2 separate regions of the Homo sapiens genome follow, and region 1 is linked to region 2. The links are chromatin contacts, found by Hi-C in ENCODE. All regions are on one chromosome and are shown on one strand. Each heading gives the region's core, a stretch centred on a gene start or an enhancer-like site at or near the end of the contact. The rest is flanking DNA. Distances are from core to core; before and after follow the strand shown. Region 1 overlaps LOC105369460 (a long non-coding RNA gene). Region 2 holds the start of CFAP300 (cilia and flagella associated protein 300).

Evidence for each region. A loop is a pair of places that touch in the nucleus more often than their neighbours do.
Region 1: a map of ascending aorta shows a loop between it and region 2 (2.7-fold over the local background). The contact joins the enhancer-like site here to the promoter of CFAP300 in region 2. A Hi-C loop is called at or near these places in 2 of 168 maps with a recorded cell type or tissue (ascending aorta and chondrocyte).

The regions. Positions count from the first base shown.
Region 1 is chr11:102,277,104-102,283,533 of GRCh38, forward strand. It overlaps LOC105369460 (a long non-coding RNA gene), which reads left to right. Exons shown (of 5, transcript XR_007062863.1): 4 at 1,919-1,986; 5 at 2,730-4,136. Among named protein-coding and RNA genes, the nearest start is that of BIRC3, 37 kb to the right of the region's middle. Within about 2 kb of position 2,793, at least 4 of the 41 ENCODE cell types and tissues checked have a DNase peak (open chromatin) inside an H3K27ac peak, as active enhancers do.
Region 2 is chr11:102,045,183-102,051,803 of GRCh38, forward strand. CFAP300 (cilia and flagella associated protein 300) reads left to right here and starts at 2,255. Exons shown (of 7, transcript NM_032930.3): 1 at 2,255-2,398; 2 at 2,633-2,714. The coding sequence starts at 2,289.

The DNA.
Region 1 (6,430 bases), core at 1,543-4,042, 230 kb after region 2:
CCTACAGCCAGAAAGAGGAAGTCACTCATTCCCCACTGCTTCCACAGCACTGTCAATATTGCCCACCATGTGCTAGGTGCGACGGATAATCAATGGGAATATCAAGGAGACAAATTCCCACCGCCTGCTCTCAAGGAGCTCACCATAGACAGAAAAAGAAATCGCTAATTAGAAACCATTGTGAGGGCTGCGCATGGTGGCTCACACCTGTAATCCTGGCACTTTGGGAGGTTGAGGCAGGTGGATCACCTGAGGTCAGGAGTTCAAGACCAGCCTGGCCAACATGGCGAAACCCTGTGTCTACTAAAAATATAAAAAGTTAGCAGGGCATGGTGGTGGGTGCCTGTAATCTCAGCTACTCTGGAGGCTGAGGCAGGAGAATCGCTTGAACCTGGGAAGTGGAGGTTGCAGTGAGCCAAGATCACACCACTACACTCCAGCCTGGCTGACAGAGTGAGACTGTCTAAAAAAAAAAAAAAAAAGAAAAAGAAAAAGAAAAAAAAGAAAAAGAAACCATTGTGAGAAATATGGTAGATGGGCGTGGCCGGGCGCAGTGGCTTATGCCTGTAATCCCAGCACTTTGGGAGGCCGAGGCGGGCGGATCACGAGGTCAGGAGATCGAGACAATCCTGGCTAACACGGTGAAACCCCGTCTCTACTAAAAATACAAAAAATTAGCCGGGCATGGTGGCGGGCACCTGTGGTCCCAGCTACTCAGGAGGCTGAGGCAGGAGAATGGCGTGAACCCGGGAGGCGGAGCTTGCAGTGAGCCGAGATCGCGCCACTGTACTCCAGCCTGGGCGACAGAGCGAGACTCCACCTCAAAAACAAAAACAAAACAAAAAAAAAGGATAGGCGTGTCTTGAGTGCGGCAGATCCAAGGACTTTTACTTACCTAAGGGACCCGCAGTCATTAAAGAGGTGGTGGTGATTTGAGTTGACTTGTGAAGGATGACCAGAGCTTCATGGAGTATTCCAAGGGAAAGGCCTTACAAGTAGAGAGATGAGTAGTCAGCTCTCCACATCCATGAGTTATGCATCTGTGGATTCAACCACTTGCATATGGAAAATATTTGGAAAAAAAATCATATCTGTACTGAACATGTACAGACTTTTTTCTCATTCTTTTTTTTTTTTTTGACAGAGTCTTGGTCTGTTGCCCAGGCTGGAGTGCAGTTTGCCTCCTGGGTTCAAGCAATTCTCCTGCCTCAGCTTCCCGAGTAGGTGGGATTATAGGTATGTGCTACCATGCCTGGCTAATTTTTGTATTTCTAGTAGAGACGGGGTTTCACCATGTTGGCCAGGCTGGTCTCGAACTCCTGACCTCAAGTGATTCACCTGCCTTGGCCTCCGAAAGTGCTGGGTTTACTGGCGTGAGCCACTGCGCCTGGCCTTTCTTTTTATTATTTTTTAAACAATAGTATAGCAGCAATTTACATAGTATTTAAATTGTAGTATGTATTATAAGTAATCTAGAAATGGTTTAAAGTATACAAGAGAGGCCAGGCATGGTGGCTCACGCCTGTAATCTCAGCACTTTGGGAGGCTGAGGCAAGCAGTCGTGGTGATGCACACCTGCAGTCACAGCTACTTGGGAGGCTGAGGCACGAGAATCACTTGAACCCAGGAGCAGAGGTTGCAGTGAGCTGAGATCATGCCACTGCACTCCAGCCTGCGTGACAGAGTGAGACCCTGTCTCAAAAACAAACAAACAAAAGTATGCAAGAGGATGTATGTAGGTTATATGCAAATATTACACCATTTTATATCAGGGACTTGAGCATCCTTGGATTTTGGTATCTGCAGAGGGTCCTGAAACCCCGATGGATACCAAGAGACAACTGTATTTGCAAAGGCATAAAGGCTTGGGAAGGTTTGGCATATTTGGAGAATTAAAAATAATTTTGTATGGCTGTAGGACAAGGTGTGTATGATAAAGCAGTGGGAACCAGGCAAAGAAGATCATTAAAGCCCTTACCAGCCAAGGTATGAAGTTTCCATTTTATTTTATACAAATGTCTATTACAGAGTTAAGGATTCCAGGTCATTCCATCTTCATATCACCTCTGATACCTAACATCATGCCTGGAACACAGTAGGCCTCCTCTTTACACTTTCTAAACTGATTTAAAATAGTTTTTGTCATCTCTAAGTGATAAAATCTGGGGAAATAGAGTTAAAACTAAAGTTAAATCTAATACATTTGCAAACAAATTTCTTATTTCCATGTGTTTGCTTTCATTATTTTAATACCCAAACAAACCCAGATATACAAGAAAATGAGCTATTACTTTTTCACTTTAATTTTATGTTTCTCCATGGTGTAAACATTTTAAAAATCAACTTCATATACTTTTCCAATTTAAAAAAGCTTATGTTTTGTTAATAAAGAAAATAGAAGCCTAAATATTGAAGGTAAAAAGTGATTTCCTCATTAATTTACATTCCCTCTGAGATTTATTGCACAGTAAATTAGTTAATTGCAAACCTTCTAACAATGTTTTACTCCATTATAGATTACTTTGGAAAAACAAATTTGATTTTTCCCTCTTGAACAATGAGTGGTTTATTTTAAAGTAGGTGAAAGGTAATGTGAAGGAAAAAAAAACCCAGCTTCACAGATGTATAGTTTAAAGTTTGCCAAGTACTTAGCAAAGGGTTACACTAACTTCAAACGGTTGGAAAGTATAATGTAATGTGAGAACTCGAAGGTCTTGTTTCTCTTTCAGCTCCCATTCTCACTCAGTCCCCTGCAAACCATCGGCATAAAGAGCAAAGTTTCAGAGATCACATCCTCTAGTGGAGAGCAAATGAACAAAAGGGGAAAGAGAGACGCGATGAATTGCACGTGCGCTATTATATTTGCAAGCGGGTTACATTGTCCTTGGATAAGAATTTTATATTCCCCGTGAGTCGGAGACTCTGTGCTCTGAATTATGTTGCTCAATTCAAGCGATGATCCAAGGCCAATGACAGTATACCAAGCTATCATTTCTTGGCAGGTCGAATAGTCATGTGTATATTTTATGTTCCTTATAAAAGTTAGGCGATATAAATATTGGTGATATGAAAGTTGATATTTTACATAAATTGTCAATTGCTAGTCAAACACGTCAAGGTTTTTTCTTTATGTGGTGGGGCTTTAAAATCTCAGCAGGGAGTTCTTTGAGTTTGAAGTGTCTCCCCTAAGCTTTCCATTTCAGACACTGTTTTTTTCCAAAACAGGTCTCAGTGTGTTGGTGTTTCCAAAGTGCAGATGATTCCTGTTCTTATTTTGTGGCTGTTCTTGCAGAATGCTATCAGCCCCAGATCTAGGGTAGAGGACAGGCTTGATTGGAGCCTTTGCCTGTTACAATGCATGATTCCACCACAGGCCAGCTGTGACCATTCCGCCCAGTGACAGCGTGGTTGTCTTTCCTCATAGGTGAAGGAGGTGACTTCTTATGGGACATGATTTCTGAAGCAGAAGTTTACCTGAGGTTCCTGGAAGAAATGTTTTCCCCACCTGTTGGCTCCCTGAGTATTAACATGCCAGATGCAAAGCTTCATTCATTCTATTAAAATGCAAATGAGCCCAACAGTGTAGTAAAACAGTTTGCTGCTAGAAGTTATTTACAATATTCTAAGAGTAACGCTCTTATTCACCCTAAGCACAGGTTTTAATAAAAAGTGGAAGGGATCGCAAGGGTATTGAGATCTCAGCAAGAGAAGGAAAGGGAAAAGGTTGTTTAAAAACAACATTAATAGAAGACATACCGTATAGAGAGAAAAACGCAGACTGTGCATGTTCAAGATAACTTTCATTACAATTTTGCCTAAGCCAGGGTGAATGCAAATGTTTCAGTTTTAACAGACTGGATCATTCATTCAAAAAGCATTTATTGAGTGCCTTCTCAAAAAAGAATGATAATTAGATTTTTTAAGTTATAAAGAAAATATAAAACCAAAACTGGAGAAATATACGCCAACATTTTTCCAATGGTTCCGTTGTCAAAGTAGAATTAGAATGTAAGTGCAGAGTTAAATTCCATTGTCTATCAAGAAGTAATTGTAAAGGAGCTATGTCTAAAAATGTATCTTTTCAGTGATTTTTGTTCTGAACAATCTTCTGCCTCAAATACATTTTGGATCTATGATTTGCAACCACTTTTTTTTGGTGGGTCAAGATACCAGCACTGTAACTTTAAGAAGTTCATCATTAGCATGCATTTAAAAAAATGTACCAAGTTAAGAAAAAAATTGAATAAATGTACATCTGTCTAAAGCAGGGGTTAGCAGAGTACAGCCTGCAGGTCAAATCCAGTCTACTGCCTGTTTTGTTTTTGTTTTTGTTTTTGTTTTTGACTAGAATGTTAAGATACATTTTTAAATGGCTGCAAAAAAAAAAAATCAAAAGGATAACATTTCATGACATGTTAAAAATTGTCTTCAATTCAAATTTCAGGGGCTGGGTGTGGTGGCTCACACCTGTAATCCCAGTACTTTGGGAGGCCGAGGTGTGTGGATCACCTGAGGTCAGAAGTTCAAGACCAGCCTGGCCAACATGGCAAAATCCCGTCTCCACTAAAAATACAGAAAATTAGCAAGGCCGTGTGCAGTGGCTCACGCCTATAATCCCAGCACTTTGGGAGGCCAAGGAGGGTGGATCATGAGGTCAGGAGTTCGAGACTAGCCTGGCCAACATAGTGAAACTACATCTCTGATACAAACACAAAAATTAGCTGGGCATGATGGCTCACGCCTGTAGTCCCAGCTACTCAGGAGGCTGAGGCAGGAGAATTGCTTGAACCTGGGAGGTGGAAGTTGTGGTTAGCCGAGATCGCACCACTGCACTCCAGACTGGACAACAGAGCAAGACTCCATCTCAAAAACAAAACAAAACAAAAACAATAAAAACAAATCAACAAATCCTGAAACCCTTCTTCCTAGCATTCCCTATCTACATTTTCTGCATTATTTAGCTTTATAGTATTTATCATTAACACAGCCTACATTTTACATATTTTTAAAAAATTGTATATCATTCCTTATTAGAATATTAATTAAATCCCAGGGATTTTTGTCTTTGTTTACTGTTGTATGCTGGAACCTAGAAGAGCATATGACTCCTATATATTGTAGTCGGTACTTGTTTGTTGTGTGTGTTAGTGGCTGAGCCAGGGCTTGTTGCAGACCTGCTTCCATGGTCAGGGAAGCTGGCAAGGTAATGGAATGAATGTGAGACTTTAACATCATATGTGTTTGGGTTCAGATTCTAATCCCAGCCTTTAGTAACTGTTGCAATTTGGAGTAGATTTCACCCAGATATCGGTGATATAAACAAGGAAAATGTTTATTCTTATTATTCTTTTGTGATAAAGAGGTCCAGCATTGATAGAGCAACTCCACAGTCATCAGGGACCCAAGCTTGTTCCACACCCCTTAGTATATGGTTTCCAATGGCCAGGCATGGTGGCTCACGCCTGTAATCCCAGCAGTGGGAGGCTGAGGCTAGAGGATTGCTTGAGCCTGGGAGTTCAGGACCAGCCTGGACAACATAGCAAGACCCCATCTCTACAAAATTAAAAAGAAAATTAGGCCGGGCACATTGGCTCACACCTGTAATCCCAGCACTTTGGGAGGCTGAGGCAGGTGGATCACCTGAGGTCAGGAGTTCGAGACCAGCCTGGCCAACATGGTGAAAACCTGTCTCTACTGAAAATATGAAAAATTAGCTGGGCTTGGTGACGGGCACCTGTAATCCCAGCTACTTGGGAGGCTGAGGCAGAATAACCGTTTGAACCTGGGAGGCGGAGGTTGCAGTGAGCCGAGATCGCGCCATTGCTCAAGAGTGAAACTCCGTCTCAAAAAAAAAAAAAAGAAAAAAAGTAGCCAGTAGTGATGACGCAAGCCTGTAGTCCTAGGTACTCGGAAGGCTCAGGTGGGGGATTGCCTGAGCCCAGGTGGTCAAAGCTGCAGTGAGCTGTGATCATGCCACTGCACTCCAGCCTGGATGACAGTGAGACCTTGTATGAAAAAAAAATAGAATATGGTTTCCATTCTCAAGTTTTTTCCTGACTATGGGAGCTCAGTCATGATGTCTGTGTTGGGGTGGGAGAAAAAACTCAGTTTCCTCTATTTAGTCTTCCCAGTGACTTCTGCTTCTCTCTCAGTGACTATGAGTAGGCTGAAAAATGTAGTAATTAGGGTGAGCATATTGCCAACCCAAATAAAACTTTTCTCTGTTGGTAAGAAAAAAGGAAAGGGTGGCTATTAATAGGTAGATGACTAGTAGGCACTGACATAGTAGCTGCCTAACTTGGGCAAATTACTTAATGATATCTACCTTGTGGATTGTATTAGATTTCCAGGGCTGCCATGGCAAATTACTACAAATTGCGTAGTTTAAAATAATAGAAATTTATTCTCTCACAGTTTAGGAGGCCAGAAA
Region 2 (6,621 bases), core at 1,005-3,504:
GGAGGCGGAGGTTGCCATGAGCCGAGATCACGCCATTGCACTCCAGCCTGGGTGACAAGAGTGAAACTCTTGTCTCAAAAAAAAAAAAAAAAAAAAATCCCATCAGGTTTCTTTGATGGAAAATGATAAACCCAATTTAAAATTTATACAGAAATGAAACAGCAACAGCCTATGCAATCTTGAAGAAAAAGAATAACAAAGTTAGACAACTTATACCATCAGATATCACATCTTTATATAATCCTACAGTAATTAACACAATGTGGCATTTGTGTAAGGACAGTCCAATAAACTGAATAGAAAGAACAAAAACACTCACTTGATTTTTTTTTTAAGTGCCACAGCAATTCACTGGATTAGAAATAGTCTTACCAATATATAGAGCTGCGTCTACTGAAAAACCACAGGGAAAGAACTAATCTTCAGCTTCAAAAAATTATTTTGAGATGGATTATGGACATAAATGCGAGACTATCTTCTTGACTTTGTTTAGGCAGAAATCAAACCTGACACATAAAAAAGAAAGTTGATAAATTCAACTTCATTAAAATTAAGAATTTCTGAGCATCAAAGCTACAGGCAAGCTACAAGCAAAGAGAATGTTCGCAATATGTATATCTGGCAATGGGCTCATATCCATATTATATAAAAACTTCCTAAACATTAGTAAGAAAAAGACTGACAACCCTTCTTCCTCCTAATGGACAAAACACTCAAATAGGCATTTCACTAAAGAAGATATCCAAATGACCCAGCATATTGCAAAGTTGCTCAGCAACATTAACTATCAAGGAAATGCAAACTGAAATCACAATAAAAAATTAATACAAACTCCCTAGAATGGCTAAAATTTTAAAAGACTGGCAATACTATGTGTTGGCAAGGATGTTGAACAACGGGAAATCTCATTCATTGCTGGTTGGGATGTAAACTGATCTTTAGAAAACTTTTTGACAGTATGTAGTAAAGCTAGACATACTTATGCCATGTAACTGAGCAATTCCAATCCTGGATGTATTTCCAACAGAAATGGTGCATAAGTCCATCTAAAGGCATACACAGGAATGTTCATAGCTGCTTTCATAACAACCTCAAAGAGGAAACAGCCCAAAAGGATAAACTGTAGTATAGTCAAGTAACAGAATACTAAACATCAATGAAAAGGAATAATCTATCTCTCTCTCCCTCTGTTTCTCTTTTTTGTCTTTGTTCCCTGTCTCTTCTTCTGCTAATGCTGTTAAAAAATAATCAAGTTCTTAAGGGCTAGGGGAAAAGGAGAGAAAGCAACGAGATGGAAAAGAACTATCCCTCCATTCTGAAGTCCAAATGCACTGCTATAAGGCAAAAATAAAAACCATAGAAACAGGCCGGGTGCGGTGGCTCAAGCCTGTAATCCCAACACCTTGGGAGGCCGAGGCGGGCGGATCACTCGAGGTCAGGAGTTCGAGACCAGCCTGGCCAACATGGGGAAACCCTGTCTCTACTAAAAATACAAAAACTTAGCCTGTAATCCCAGGTACTCAGGATGCTGAAGCAGGAGAATCACTTGAATCCGGGAGGCGGAGGTTGCAGTGAGCCGAGATCGCGCCACTGCACTCCAGCCTGAGCAACAGAGCGAGACTCCATCTCAAAAAAAAAAAAAAGTAGAAACGAAGATAATTTTCAATAGAAAATAAGAAAAGTGTGTTTTCTATTAAACAGCACGCATACCAGAACAAAAGTGGTCTAAAAAACAAAAATAAATAAACAGCATGTTGTAATGTACTGTGTATGGAAACATTTTTTTTTTTTTTTTGGCCTTCAAGTGTACATTTTAAGGAAAAAAAAAAAAAAACAGATGGTAAAACAGAATAGTTTCCTAAGTAGTCACATAGACATTTGTCTTCCAAAATAGATAAACCTAATTAATTCAGAATAATCTTTTCTTCAGAAACGTTTGAGTCATCAAACGTAGATAACTGTAAATCTGAGGTTATAGCTCTTGAGACTAGAATATTAACCCATGCTGAGTAATTATTATTAAAAGTTAATGTCAACAAGTATCGATTGGCAATTTGTCTCCATCCCCGACCCCTAGTTTCCCTAACCGCCAAGCCCGGGGTTGGGGAGTGGAGTGGCACAAGCTCCTGGGAAAGACAGGCTAACCTCCCTCCCTGCACCCGCGGCGGCAAGGCCGGAACTCCTGGGTCCCTAGAGACGTGTGGCCCCGCCCCCGCAGCGTCGCTCCGACACGACGGCCGCCGCGTCTCCATGGAAACGGCCCAGGCATCCACCCAGCCGAGAGCACGATGGCTACTGGGGAGCTCGGGGACTTGGGTGGCTACTACTTCAGGTTCTTGCCTCAGAAAACCTTCCAGTCTCTGAGCTCTAAGGAGATCACCAGCCGGCTCCGCCAGTGGTGAGGAACCGAGGCACAGGGAGAGAAGAGGCCCTTGGTCTTCGCGGCTGTGGAGGCGCAGGCCGGGCGTCGAGGGGCCCGCGCGGGTCGGCGCCATTCTGAGTGAACCCTGAGGCTTCCTGAGTGAACCCCGAACCACCCGGGAAGGGCGGATGCTGTGGGTGGGATCGGTTATCGGTGCGCTCTGAGAGGGTGCCAGCCCCCAGATGATTTCTTTTTCCTCCTCTGCCCCAGGTCCATGCTGGGCAGAATCAAGGCGCAGGCGTTCGGCTTTGACCAGACCTTTCAGTCCTATCGGAAGGATGATTTCGTTATGGTTAGTATGGGGGTCGGAGAGTTCCCTGGGTCTCTGCGGATTTTTAAACTTCCCCCCAAGTTGGCATAGATTCTTGTGAACACGCTATTCCTTACTGACGTCGTTTTCTTGGCGTTTGGGAGTAATAAAAGGTGCAAATGATTTTTTTAAAGGAACTTTTACGTTTCGAATCAGTCATCATAAATTTGTTTGCCATTTAGTTCATTCTTTCTCTACTTTCAGCATCTTGTATCTTGCCTCGGGGAACTTTGCAGTTCTGGAAGATCGCGCGCTCTCTAGAAGATTAGTTTCTCCCTTTGTTTATTTTTGTTTCATTTTATTTTGTTTTATTTTATTTTATTTACTTATTTTTTGAAACAGGGTCTTTCTCTGTCACCCAGGCTGAATAAAGTGCAGTAGCACCATCTCAGCTCACTGCAGCCTGGACCTCCCGGGCTCAAGCTTCCTGAATAGCTGGGACTACAGGTGCAGGCCACCACGTCCAGCTAATTAAAAAAAATTTTTTTAGAGGCAGAGTCTCACTATGTTACCCAGGCTAGTCTTGAATCCCCGGGCTCCCAAAGTGCTGGGGAGTACAGGCGAGCCACCACCCCCAGCCTCTCTTTTTCAATAGGCACATCTCATTTTAAAATATTTTAAATATTATCACACAGCTTTATCGCCGCTTTATTTACTAGCTCCAAATTACTTTCGATTTTTTTCTCAACATCACACCCACTCTGAGAACTGGGCTTCAGGCTCTACCAACAGTTCCAAATGAGGAATTCCCCCAAAAAAGTATGAAGCCGTAGCACAGTGATTTGAATAAGTCTTTTGACTACTAGAGGTGACTACTTTGAGAGAGGTAAAACTCACTTGAAAGTTTAAGTTTTGGTGTGTTTGTTAAAATTTAGTCCATTATTTTCAATCCTGTTTTTTTTTTCTCCTCAATCAAATGGAAAATACTGTTACAGTTTATGAAGTTATCTTCATTCTCTGCCATTCATGTCCTTCATGCATTGACTGTAGTTTATAGTTTGGCATAACAAACACTTCCTGAGGGCCTATCATGTGCTAGGAATTCCTTCCAGTGCTGGGGATACGAGGAGGAACAAGACAAGAGCCCAGCTGTCAAAGATTGTACGGGCCTTGGCAAGACTACAATAAATGAAAAAACAATCTGATTATTTCATATAGTGATAAGGGCAGTAAAGAAAATAGGAGGAAATGGAGAAAGGAGAACATTAGGTAGGATTGTGTCATAGTTCTGGAGGCTAGAAGTCTTAAATCAAGGTGCTGGCAGGGCCATCATTCCTCTGAAACCTGTAGGGGAGAATCCATCCTTGCCTCTTCCTGCCTTCTGGCGGTTGCCACCCTCCCTTGGCGTCCTTTAGTTTGCAGCTGCAGAACTTTCTTCTCTTCCTGTCAGTCCCATAGCCTTTTCCCTTCATATGTCTGCATCTCTTCTTCTTATAGAGACACCAGTCATATTGAATTAAGGGCCCCGCATAACCTCATCTTAATTAATTACATCAGCAACAACGCTAATTCCAACTAAGGTCACTTTGTGATATTTCAGGAAGGATGTAAATTTTGGGGGGACACTATCAACCCATAACAGAGAGTAAATTGGTTAAATGTCTACCTCCCTTTCCCTAAGATGGTGTTATAGTGCCATTATATTATAATGCTACTGATAATGACATTAATAACATTTCTCAAATACTCATGGTTAGATTATTATGTAGTTTTTTATATTTTTTATTTATACCAGTACTGGCTGTCTATAATTTTTTTTAAAGATCAGGATTTGAGGACACTGAATTTTAGAATACTGTAAAAATTTTAGTATAATTCATTTATTCAATAAATATTTGTTGAATATTTACTGTGTCCCTCTAGAGGGTATAAAAAGATGAAGAGACCTGATCCCAGCTTACAAGGCATGTATAGTTTGGGGAGCTAGAAATGTTAAGAAAAAAAAAAAGTCTGAGGCAGGGCATGGTGGCTCACAACTGTAATCCCAGCACTTTGGGAGGCTGAGGCAGGAGGATCACTTGAGCCCAGGAGTTTGAGACCAGCCTGGGCAACATAGTGAGATCCTGTGGCTATTTTTTAAAAATTTTTTAATTAGCTGGGTGTGGTGGCACACACCTGTAGTCCTAGCTACTTGCGGGGCTGAGGTGGGAGGATTACTTGAGCTATGATCGCACCTCTGCACCATAGCCTGGGTGACAAAGTAAGACCCTGTCTCAAAAAAAAAATAATTTCTCTATTACTTTATGAAGTATTTTTCTATAGCAGTAGTGACTCCAGTGTGCACAGATTCAGCTGTCAGCACTTTTTATATTATGTTTATCATTAATCTTTACAACAATCTGCCAGGTTTGGTGTTCTGACTCCCATTTTATAGCTTAAAATTCAGAAAGGTTACATAATTTATGCAAAAACATTCAACAAAGGGCAGAACCCAGGCATTTTGACTCTAGAAACCATGCTGTTTCTACAACAAAAACTCACTACTGAACAGAGGGTATTGTTTAAACTAGAATTCCAGATTTTGAATTTTCCCTTTCAATTTAAAAACAAATTATGTTCCAAAAATGTATTTCTGAGATGATAAATGGATGGAAGGAAACATTTATCTGGCAAACATCTCTTTAGTTCCTAGGTCTATATAGATGAATAGACACAATTAAAGGGAGGGAAATACCAAAAATTGCATTGCAGAGAGAGAAGTGATAAAATACATACCTGAGGCATAAGGTACTTTGGTGACACAAAAGAGAAAGTGATCATTTTTGACTGAGGTGGTCAGAAGAGCATTTATAAAAGACAGGACTCTTAAGGCGGGGCCTGAAAGATGAGTAGGAATTCATCAGGTAGATGAAGTGGCAAGGATAATGTTGGAGAGATGGGTGGGATAATATTTTAGAAGACCTTTTGTGCCATGCAAAGAAATTTGGACTTTATCTGGCTAAGAAGGAGAAGTTTTTAAGACAGACTTTAAATGTTAAAATATTGAGATCACCTTGGCAGAAGTGTGGAGGGTGGGTTGTTAGGACTGAGTCAGGAAGTAATGACACCAAATTGGAAACTGTTGTCCTCTAGACAGTTACATGATAATGTCAAGTACCAGTATGGCCCAGATTTAGGAGAAAGGCTTAAGGAATGGTAAGATATTGAGAGTAAAGGAGAGGGGGACATGTAGGATGACTCCCAAGTTTCTGGCTTGGTTGACTCGAGTGGCTGATGATGTCATTAAATGTGTAGAAAACATGGAAGAATTACAAGGAAAATGAGTTCAGTTTCAGGCATGCTGAATTCGAGGTACATACAAGTGGCAGTATTCTAGATAGTTGAATATAACATTTAACTTTGAATTTCAAGAAAGCTCTGGGCCCAGTATATAGTGTTGACATCTTCACCATGGGACTGGGGATGATGAGGAGAATTTTCCACATAAACAACTTCAAGGAAGCGCCTTAATTTACAGAGCTTTCCTGGAAGCCTGCGCAACGCTTCTGCTTACATCTCATGACCAGAACTTAGGCATGTGACCAGAATTTAGGCCTCCCACATCCCAGGGAGGCTGGAAATGCAGACTAAGCTAAGCATATTGCTGTCCCAAATAAAAATGGGATTCCTTAAGGAAGAAAGAATTGATATTGGACTAGAAACCATCAGTCTGCCAGATAGATAATATAGTCAAATATATACTTAAATAATTTAGAAATATTGTCTGTCCAGTATGCATGCTGGATGTAAAAATTAAAATAATAAGAAAATTAAAAATAGAGAAACTTATCTTTTTTCCCCTTACACATTTTTATTTATTTATTTGTTTATTTTTAATAGAGACAGGGTCTCACTATGTTGCCCGGGCTGGTCTCAAACTCCCAGGCTCAAGCAATTCTCCTGCCTCAGC